Regions from separate parts of the Homo sapiens genome. Here region 2 is linked to region 1. The links are chromatin loops, found by intact Hi-C in ENCODE. Cell type or tissue: ovary. All regions are shown on one strand.

What was found. Peaks named below come from ENCODE experiments on the same cell type or tissue, not always from the same donor. Only the 100,000 strongest peaks of a DNase experiment are listed, where the experiment ranks them.
Region 2: it touches region 1 in a loop (2.6-fold over the local background); 78 of 110 quality-filtered maps call a loop at or near these places.

Annotation. Positions count from the first base shown.
Region 1 is chr1:209,583,925-209,588,924 of GRCh38, forward strand. All of the region lies in intron 1 of CAMK1G (calcium/calmodulin dependent protein kinase IG), which reads left to right. It overlaps LOC107985256 (a long non-coding RNA gene), which reads right to left and starts at 2,441. Exons shown (of 3, transcript XR_001738443.2): 1 at 2,277-2,441. In ovary, no CTCF peak of the experiment used is centred here; DNase peaks (open chromatin) are centred at 484 and 1,917; H3K4me3 peaks cover 1,252 bases.
Region 2 is chr1:209,629,826-209,634,825 of GRCh38, forward strand. It overlaps LAMB3 (laminin subunit beta 3), which reads right to left. Exons shown (of 23, transcript NM_000228.3): 6 at 4,622-4,813; 7 at 3,245-3,308; 8 at 2,758-2,951; 9 at 790-910; 10 at 1-100. Among named protein-coding and RNA genes, the nearest start is that of MIR4260, 8.8 kb to the left of the region's middle. RefSeq lists enhancers at 1-24, 25-526. In ovary, no CTCF peak of the experiment used is centred here; no DNase peak of the experiment used is centred here.

The sequences.
Region 1 (5,000 bases):
CATCAAGGGTGAGTTATAGCTGTCTTGGAAAATAAGTCTGAATGGGGGGTCCGGGTGGAGCTATCTGTCCGTCACTCCTGGGCTGGCTTTCATGGAAGCATTTTGCCCTTCTGGGCAGGGAAAAGGGAGAAAAATATCTTCATGTGCCCCTCCTGCAATGCCTGCATTCTAGGGACAAGGCTCTGTGCCTAGAGGGACCCCGTCCATCTGCTGGGGTGTTAGGACCTCCAACTCTCTTGCACCCCTCCCTCCTGCTCAACCTTCATCTCTTAACCTCTCTGACCCCATCCATCAAATAAAGTATGCCCTCTCTGCCGACCTCTTTGGGTTATTGGGAGGATTAGCAGAACCAATGGCAAAAAGATTTGTAAACAGCCTGTGGCTCTGCAAGCCTAAGGAAGACGAGTCAGCCTCAGTCCCTCCTGGAGGAGTCTGTGGACAGGCTTCAGGCTCCCTATCCTCAGCCGCGTTAAGATGCAGAACGCAGCCGAGCTATCGCTGTCAGTCACAAGACAGCTTCCTTCACCTTCCCCAGGGGCGCGTCTACCTCCCTTCTGTTTTTAAACTTCCCTAGTTTACCTCTCAAGTGAAGATCTTAAAAGGAGGTCTGGATTCACCACCACCACCACCCCCATCCACACCATGGCCCCTTCTCTCCACGTAACTTTGACGCACAAACATTAACCCTGAGGCTCCCGGAGATGGCTGCCAGGGCTCACGCTGGTCTGGCTGCAGTGCTTGTCTGGCCAGCCTCTTGCTCTGGAGTCAGATAAATTGATCATGAGGAAAGCCTCTGAGAAGGGTCAAGAGAGTCAAGCAGATTCCGCCTTAGGTAAGAAGATGATCTTTTCCAGATCATAAGCTGAAGACAGAACAAGGTCCCTGTCATTCCTGCTGACCCAAGCTTAACCAGAACCAAAGATGAGACCCACCTCTGAAACAGGCCGTAACACAGAGTGCTTAGTAATACCTGATATGGGGACCACACTTTACAGTTTATAATGTGTTTATAATTAATCATCTTTAGGACGATCCCATCAGATGGTGTGGCATGTATTATTTCCCCTTTAGTATAGATGAGACCATTGAAGCTTAGAAGTTAAAGGGTTTGCCTGGGGTTGCAAAGCTGGTGATGGTGGTGGCAACTGAACCCAGATCTATTGATAAATTCAGTGAACTTTCCACGATGCTGCAGATTGCTCTGGTGTGTGTGTGTGTGTGGATGCTTATTAAGAGCACTCTTCAGAAAGTACTCTTTGGGAAAGAAGCTTGAGGTTAGAGTGAGAAATGGTTTGAGCTGGAACCATGAGAGGCTTGGGGCAATAGACATGCTGTCCCCAGCCTCCATGCTGAGAAATCTGAGTGCTTTAGGGATTCAGCCCTTTCAAGATTGTCCGAGCCATGTGTTCCCAGGGTAATCAGTCAGACGTTAGGATTGCATTACAGCATCATAAGGATGAAGGTGGAGATGAGTGACATCCCAGCAACTGCCACCAGGAAAGAGGCAACAGGTTATGTGGTACAGTGACGAGAAGACTAGCGTTGGAATCCAATTCAGTTGTATCATTCACTATCTGTTTGATGTGGGGGATTTTTCTGAACATTTCTACTTATCAGTACCTCAGCTGTAAAATGAGGTTACCTGGAAAGGTGGCCGTGGGGCATTAAACAAGATAATGCATGCAAAGTGCCTAGCGCGGTGCCCCACCCAGGTGCGTGGTCCAGGGCAGCGAATACTATAAAGCCTGGGAGCGATTCTACCTGGAAGTGAAAAAGCATCCCCCTCTAAGAGGAGAGCGCCTCCCTCGCTCCCTCTCCCCCATACACACGCACACAGGGCCAGAAATAAATTGCCACACGAGTGCGCGCGAGTGGCGGCGCCCAGCCGCAGCCTGCCAGCGCCAGCGAGTGAATGAGCTGCAGCATGAATGAGGGGAGCGGCTGAGTCTGCAAACAGGCTGCGTGCCTGGCGCTACAACTGCAGGCGCGCCGCCACGGTCAATGGCGAGGGGGTTGGGGCTGAGTGGGAGCGGCTGCCAGCAAGAAAGCAAACTGAAGCAGGCAGGGGACTGCACGGACTATCCAGGATTGTCAAACCCATGTCCTTGGAGGAAAGGCTGGTAACTCAGAGCTTCCTGACACAGCCCTTCGTCCTGAGTTCAGCCTGTCCTTCCTTTTGTACTCTATCCCTGGTAGGGGAAAGATCCTTCCTCTCCCCTTCTGGAAGCCAGAGTAGAGTGCCTAGCTGGGAAGGTTAATAGTAATGAGCGTCCAACCTGTACAAAAGAGGCACCTCTTGCATGGGATTGGGCTTGAAGGCGGTGTGTGACACACAGTCAGCGTTAACCTTGAAAACTCCTTAGAAAAGTGCCCCAGTGGAGACCTGCATATCACCTGTGAAAAAAACCAACAGAAGTATTATTTCCTCTCTTGTTGCAACAGTTCCCTGTTTTCTTGGTTGAGTACCAGATGAAGTAGTTGGCTTGCATTCAGGCTATGATGTACGAAAAATCATATATCTTTAAACACTTTAGAAACACAGTGAGATGAGATGCTCACACTGTGAAAGGCACGTGGGAGCTGGAACCAGCTGAAGAAATAGCAGATTCCTGTCTCCTGTCCTGTGCTCACCCTGTTTAAGTCCTTATTGGTTTCCCTTTCTCTTTCTCCAGTGCTTAGTGTTTAATTCATGTGCCTATAATGTGGACCCACTGCATGGCACTTTAGAGGTTGCAAACTGCTTTTGTGCCCATTGAAGCATTAGCCCTCCAAAGGAATGCTGAGAAATAGAGCAGGGATCATTATTCACATTCAGCAGATGAGGAAACCAAGGCCCAATATACTTAGCAGCACACTAAGAATAAGCAGCATACCCTGCTCTCTACAATGGCCCCTGTGTGTTGACCTCTCAGCTACCGCATGAAGCCCTAGAGAATGATCTTCACATCCTCTGTAAGAAGCACACAGTAAACCATAAGCAACACATAAATTATGGCTTGTCACTGCAGCAGGAGAGATTTTGTTAAACTTAAATGTAGGTTTGCGCCTTAAATAAACTGCAGGCAACAATTGAAAAACCTTCTCTCTGGGTCATTTTGTGAACAGAAATTGGCATGCAGAGTTGATCTTTGAAATGCAGAATGGCAGTGGCAGAAGGGCTGGGAAATGGAGTGGGTGGTCCTTGGAGTTTCTCTCCAGCCAGAAGCTTCCTGAAGCCTTTAGGTTCCAGAGCCTCAGCTTTGGCAAGCAGATGAGCCACTTGGGTTGCAACCCGTGAACTGGAAGTGAGTTCTGACACAGGCCCAGCCATTCACCTATGACACCACAAGGAGGGTGAAACTGTGACTGATGGCAGAGGGCTGCTCGAAATTTCATCTATCCCTGCAAAATATGAAGAATTACAAAGCATTAGAGATGGCCTAGTCTACATTTTCCAAAGGATGCTCTGAGAAACCCTAGATCCCCGGCACACTAATATTAGTGTTACAGAAGGAAAGAATTTCACTATCTACGAAATTTGGGAAATGCCAGATTAAACAGCATGTGTCTTTAATGGTCCTCAGAGCCTTTAATAAGCTAATGTGGATTGTGAATCTCCAAGAAGGGGGCCAGAGGAGGTAGCAAATCCACCCTACTCACAGAGAGTCACCCAGGACTAAGATACTGAAAAGCAAACTTCAGGGAACTTTAATCTAGTCCAATCTCCTCTGTTCACCAGAGAGGAGGATGGAAACTCAGGGATGTATGGTGATCTGCCTGGGGCTGCACAGCTACGGGATATCAAACCAAGACTGGAACAAGTCTGGGTTCTTTCTGGTATTCTTTTAACCCAGTGGATGATATAAAGTCCAATATGGACCAGAGTCTAGAAAATTGTGTGACCCAGCAAGAAAACTTCCCAACTTTTGCCTTTTACCCTTTTGTAACCAAGCGCTGATAGATTTCCATGATTCGGTGTGCCCCAGCCTGGAGGCAGAGAGCACATTCTTATTAGAGATGATCCAACTGATAACCTCCCTCCCAAGGCCCATAGGCTTTTCTGAGTCATGCTCCCAAAGAATGGAAAATCCCGGAAGCAGAGACTATAAAGCAGTCTTAGGGTAGACTGATTCCTCTAAGGTCAGTAAAAGAGCCAGGCATGATCCAGAAGGCTCTGAGCCTGCTCACTATGCCCCAGAGTGATTCATGCCTCCTTGCTCAGAAGCCCCTAGTGACAGCACCAGCAAAAGGAGGGTGGCTCTTCCCATGGGTAGAATTGAGAACCATTATCTGTGAGCTTAAGATTGCAGAGGTGCTACTCAAAGATGCTCTCCTTCCCTGTCCCCATATCCTCTGGTTTGTCCATGCCCAGTTTAGGAACACTATGATTGTTCCTACACTGTACACACATTGTAATGGATTGGAGTGGATTGGATTAGAGTGGAGCGGAATGGATTGGATTGGATTGGATTGGATTGGATTGGATTGGATTGGATTGGATTGGATTGGATTGGATGGAAAGCCTTTGAATTATAACGTGATGCTCCTAAGACTCTGGATCACCTAATTAGGAGCGTAACAGTTTTAAGCTATTAGCCCAGCTGATACGTTTAATAAGCACCTCAGGGCAGGTCCCTAAATGGCTGCAACTCAAATAGAAAACTTTGGGTAGGTAGGCCACATGGAGAGTGGGGCAGACATGAGAGTGCAGAGAGAGAATCCGGCCAGTGTGGGGTCATGAGGTGACCTGGCAGTTTTAGGGTATATGACCACAGTGAGGAGGCCACTGCAGACAAAGCTTATCTGCCTGAGAGTTCCATCTCGGGCTAGTGGTGCTCCCTTTACTAAATGAAGCTGGAAAAGGAGGAAGGACAGAGAAGCTCCATGGAAGGGGCATCTGCCTCCTGGGCTCATGGCCCAAGCATCTCTCACCAGCTTCTCATAAGCAAGCATCACACAGCCTGCCACTGGGAGCATGGAAAGGGCTGCACTCAGAGGCAGCGTCCACCCCAAGGCTGTAC
Region 2 (5,000 bases), 46 kb after region 1:
TCCCGGCAATTGTCACACACACCTCCATATGCCCCCTGGCTGGCGGCAAACACAGCGGGGTCAAAGTGACATGTCTCTGAGTGCCCATTGCAGTCGCACCCTGGAAAAAGAGAGTCCCAGGGCTGACATCTGACCCACACCTTTGCTATCTACAGAGCATGCTCCACAAAAGCTCACTGGCATCTGTAACAACTCTGCAAGATGATCAAGGCAGGGAAGTGGGGAAACTGAGGGCAAGGGAGGTTTGTATAACTTATTTAAGGTTACATGACCAATAAGAAAGCAGAGGAGAATAAGAACTCAGCCTTCCTGATTCTTACTGTTGGAATAAACCCAAGAACAGTGGCCATGTTGGGCCAAAGAAAGAGCCCTTTGAATGCTCTATCCCCAACCCTCCCACTGCCAACACTGGTCTCCTCCTGGGTCACTGCCTGTCTCCAGGATGAGAATCTCTGTTTTCCTCATTTATGTAAACAAAGGGCCTGATTCTAGGGAGCCATTTGAAGTAGGAAAAATGACAATAGAAAAACCAGATATGTCCTAAACAGGGTAAAGCAACTGGAGAGGCCAGAAGAAGCAGGCTCTAGCTGGGGACAGTGGGAGGATGTCACCCAAATACTCTCTCCATCCTCACAGAGCCAGGAGAGCTTGAATTGTAATGGTGCAATTCAGTTTAGATTTACATAAGAAAGACTGGATCCCCCTGCATCCCAGGTGAGATCATCAAGGCCTAGAGGGGCCAGCACTCGACCCAGACCCTACAGGGGAGGGGTGATCCAAAGCTCCTACTTTGGCATTCATGGGCGTCCTGGCCCTCCGCCGGTCTCCAGGGCCGGTTGTTGTAGAAGGGTGCACAGCGCTCACAATTTGGGCCGGCAGTGTTGTGCTGGCAGACACAGACATCGTGGACCTGGGAGGGGGACCGTCAGCCATCAGGAGTAATCAACAAAGAAGGGCACCAGGGATGGACCTGCCCACTGCCCTCTGACCCTCTGCGCACCACTCAGGATCTGGCTTAGATCCCAACCCTTCCAGGAAGCTTCCTCTGAATGCCGCAGACTTCACCCAGCTCCTGTGAAACTGTCTGCTATTGTTCTGCACATATGAGCATGTGTGTGTGTGCACGTGCGTGTGCCCGCACTGCTCCCCTAGTGAGGTTTTTGCAAGCTCGCTGCTTGCACTTGGACACCCCCATGACACCCAGTCAGAGGCAGCGCTTGGCAGGTGCTCAGACACCCTTGGCAAACTGTGGGATCCAGAAGCTGGTGGGGCCCTCTGGAGATTTCTATTCCAACAATCTATGAATACAGTTGTTTGGTTAATGGAACTGTTGTGATGAACTGTCACTAGACTCATTAAGGTATAAAAATAGAATAGCTGTTGCGTGCTAATTGCCTTCCAAATTAAGCCCAACACCTTCAGCTTGGCATTCAAGGACCTGTATCATGTTAGCTGCATTCTCAGCTCCCATGTCCTGCTGACAGCATAGCAAGATGAACTTCTAGCTGCTCCCTCTGCAAGCCCTACTTTCTCCACCTTTTGGCCTTTAGCAATGGTTTTTCTTCTGCCTAGAATTCTCTTCTCTCTGTATTCATTCACAAAATCCTGCCAGCTAGGCTCCAGCTAGAACGGCACCTCTCTCATAAGGCCTCCCTGGTGCCTCTAATTCCATAGATCTCAACACTGCCTGTACCTCAGTGTCACCTGGGGAACATTTTTTAAAATGCCAAGGTCCAGACCCAATTCACTCTGAATCTCAGGGATGAGACCCAGGCAGTGGCACCTTTTAAAAGTGGTGATTCCACTGCATGGCCAGATTTGAGGACCACCAGGGCTGGGTGGCTCCCTCCCACCTCGTCATGTCATAGCATGTTGTATTCCCTCTGTGTCACTCAGCCTTGGGTTCTAGGAGTATGTCTCATGGGCCCTGACAGATGACACACTCCCTGAGCTGGCCTCCCTCTGTACACCTCTGCAGCCTGGGGCAGAATTTGGCCCAGAAGTGGAAAGAAGAATGCCAGCTGAGGCTTGTGCCACCTCTATTTCCCACTCAGGCCATCTTACATGATTTCCTCCTGTCCCCCTGTCACTAGGACAGCTGTCACGCTCCCATGTTGGGTCCCTCTGCTTCTTTGCTCAAGGTTCTCTCTTCTCTACCTGTGGTTCTCAAGCTTGGTTTCACAGCAAAACCCCTTGGGAGGGGAGGGCTTGTTAAACTGGAACGTCTCAAACCCCATCCCTGCTGAAGCCAATCCGCCTGGTCTAGGGTAGACTTAGCATCTGTACTAAACATTGGTCTCTCACCGTGCCCCATATCTCACCACTAGCTGAGACTTTAAAATCCCCAAACCAGTGGCTCTCAGACCTGGCAGTACATTCGAGTCACCTGGGAGCTTTAAAAGCCAATCATAAAATTAGAATATCTTAGGGTGGAGGGCTGGGCAACATTTTTAGCTCTCAGTGAAATTATAATGCATAACGAGGGTTGAGAATCATTGGCTTAAACTCCCTCCCAATTTCCACACTTATGTAAATGAAATGAAAATCATCTCAAATTAGGAAGCAGATCTAAAGAAGTACTAAATGATTCTGATTTTTGGAACGAAAACCACTTCGATTTTTTGTTGTTGCTGCTGAAGTATTAAATACCCAAGTCTTAGATTTAGTGCCCTTCCTGCTTTACAGGAGCCCCAAGAATGTCTGTAGTCTGCCCTGGTCCTGCCCCCTTCCTCTCCCCTTCCCACCCTAGGCTGTTACCTGCACAGCGGTGGAGGGGCCTGCAGAGGCCCCAGGCTTGGGTGCGCAGCGATCAGCATGGCCGTGACAGAAGCAGCTCCCCTGCAGACGGAGCTGGGACACAGCATAGTAGGCGCTGGGAGGGTGGTAGCCCCTTTGGGGCACAGGGGCCAGCCTGGTGAAATTGACTCTCAAGTTTGTGATCTCCCCCACCTCTGAGAGGGCCAAACAGCAAGGAGGGAAGAGTTGGAGAATGGAAAATAAAGAAAGGAAGTTAGAGGCACATAGAGTCTCCTTCATATGTGATACCGTGGGCCATCCTCTCCAGACCTCAACCATCCCATAGCATCCCACAGACAATATCCCTATGGGGCAAGCAGGGCAAGTATCAAATCCCCAACCACGTTGACAAAAACATGAAAGACCAGGAAATTTCCATGACCTGGGCTCCAACTCTGTTTCCTTTCCCACCCATAGTTCCATGGACAAGAGAAGTAACCACACTGACCTTGAATTTTTTGACTTTGAGTTGCTGGAATCCCAGACACTAAATCCATAAGGTTAAGTTGGACCTACAGAGGGAAGGGAAAGAGAAGCGCTGAAGAAGAGACAAATAGTGTGCCCCGAGTTCAGAAGAAACCTTTCTTTCCATTATATGCCTCACACTTGAAGTCCTTGTTACCTGGAACCTGAGATAGACCATGGCTATGAGGCTTGTCATCTGCTGTGGGGGAGAAAGATGATCACTGGGCCCTAAACGTGTGTGTGTGTGTACCCCACCCCCAACCCCTGCCAGTTGAAAATATAAGTATCCTAAGAATTTTCTGAGTTCCCTGGGTCAAAAAGTATGGTAAGATATATCATCTACATATAAGGGTTTAGGAGATACTAATTTTCTGATGACTCAGGATGAGTGAGAAATCTAAAACCCAAGGATGCGTGAATGTGGGTGACCACAGCACTCTGGACAATCCCAGTTTCAACTATGCTTTGATTTATTCAAAAAAAAAAAATCCACTCATCATCTACATATCCCAGGAAGAGTTTTCACATCAGCCCTCCACAAGTTAGGAAAAAGTTCTTATCTGGTGTGTGAAGAATGTAGTTAACATAGATTTGCGTAAGGGTATAACCAAGGAGGAACTGCTAAAACCAAAGGAAGAGTTGCATGGCCTGCATAGAGGGCCCCACTCTGAGCATCGGTCCACATGAGAGCAGCTCTGAGGGCTCACCTGTGTCTCAGCCAGGGAAAGGAGAAGAGAAACTACAGCCTCCTCTGCCAGGGGATGGGGAAACGCAGTTATGAAAGAATTTGACCCACGTTGGGAGGACTTAGGGAGAAACATTCTGAGTTTTTCTTCAGGCAGGTTCTTATTTCTAGCTCAGGGTTTAAGCTCAGGAGAATTCGGGCTCTGGGTTTACCAGAATTCCCTCCAAGGGCTAAGACTGGGTTAGATGGATAGATTAAACTGAAAATGTTTATTTTTGTGTTAAACCCTACCAAGGTGAAATGAAATTTGTGTAATTTGCTCACTTGCATCTAACTAGCATCCCAAAGTCCTCATATCAAAGTAGGGTCGATTTCATCTTCCCACTAGAGGGATGAGCCAATGAGTCACGGGGGAGGGGGCTGTGGAAGACGGCAGGGGTGAGTAATGCGGTGGCCCCAAGGTGTTGCTGAAATATCCTTCCTCAGCAAAGAGGATAAGCAGCAAATGTTTTGAGGGTGGCCACAGGGGTCATTACTGGTGGGAATTCAGGAAAGTCAGCAAGGGGAGCTGGCGAGGGTGTTTCCGTCCCTTCTCAGGAGTCCGTGTGGCTGTGTGAACAGTGGGACATCAGGGATTTCTCCCCAGGCCTACTTTTCAGGATTCCCTCTACCTACCTTCCCCCCATTTAGGCGTGCATTAGGCCTCTGAGGCAGGGACTGGCACCGAACATCCTGCCAGCTCTGAGGCCGACCCTGGCGGACCCGAGGGAAGGTGGAGGTGCAGTCGGCAGCCAGGTACTGGTACACTCGCCAGGTCTTACCGAAGTCTGAGGAGCGCTCAATCAGCATGCCGGCGGGCATGGGCCCCTGTGGAGACAGGGGCAGTGTGCAGAGGGGAGGCACTGGGGCTGTGCCCCGTGGAGACACAAGCAGAGAGACAGGCTCCTCCAGTGAACTCGGGAGAAAGGGGGCCCAGTGGGAGCAAGTGGGCTCGGAGCATCCGGGTCCAAACCTCCTGGCATACCACAGGCCACAGAAGTTTCTCCCAGGATCT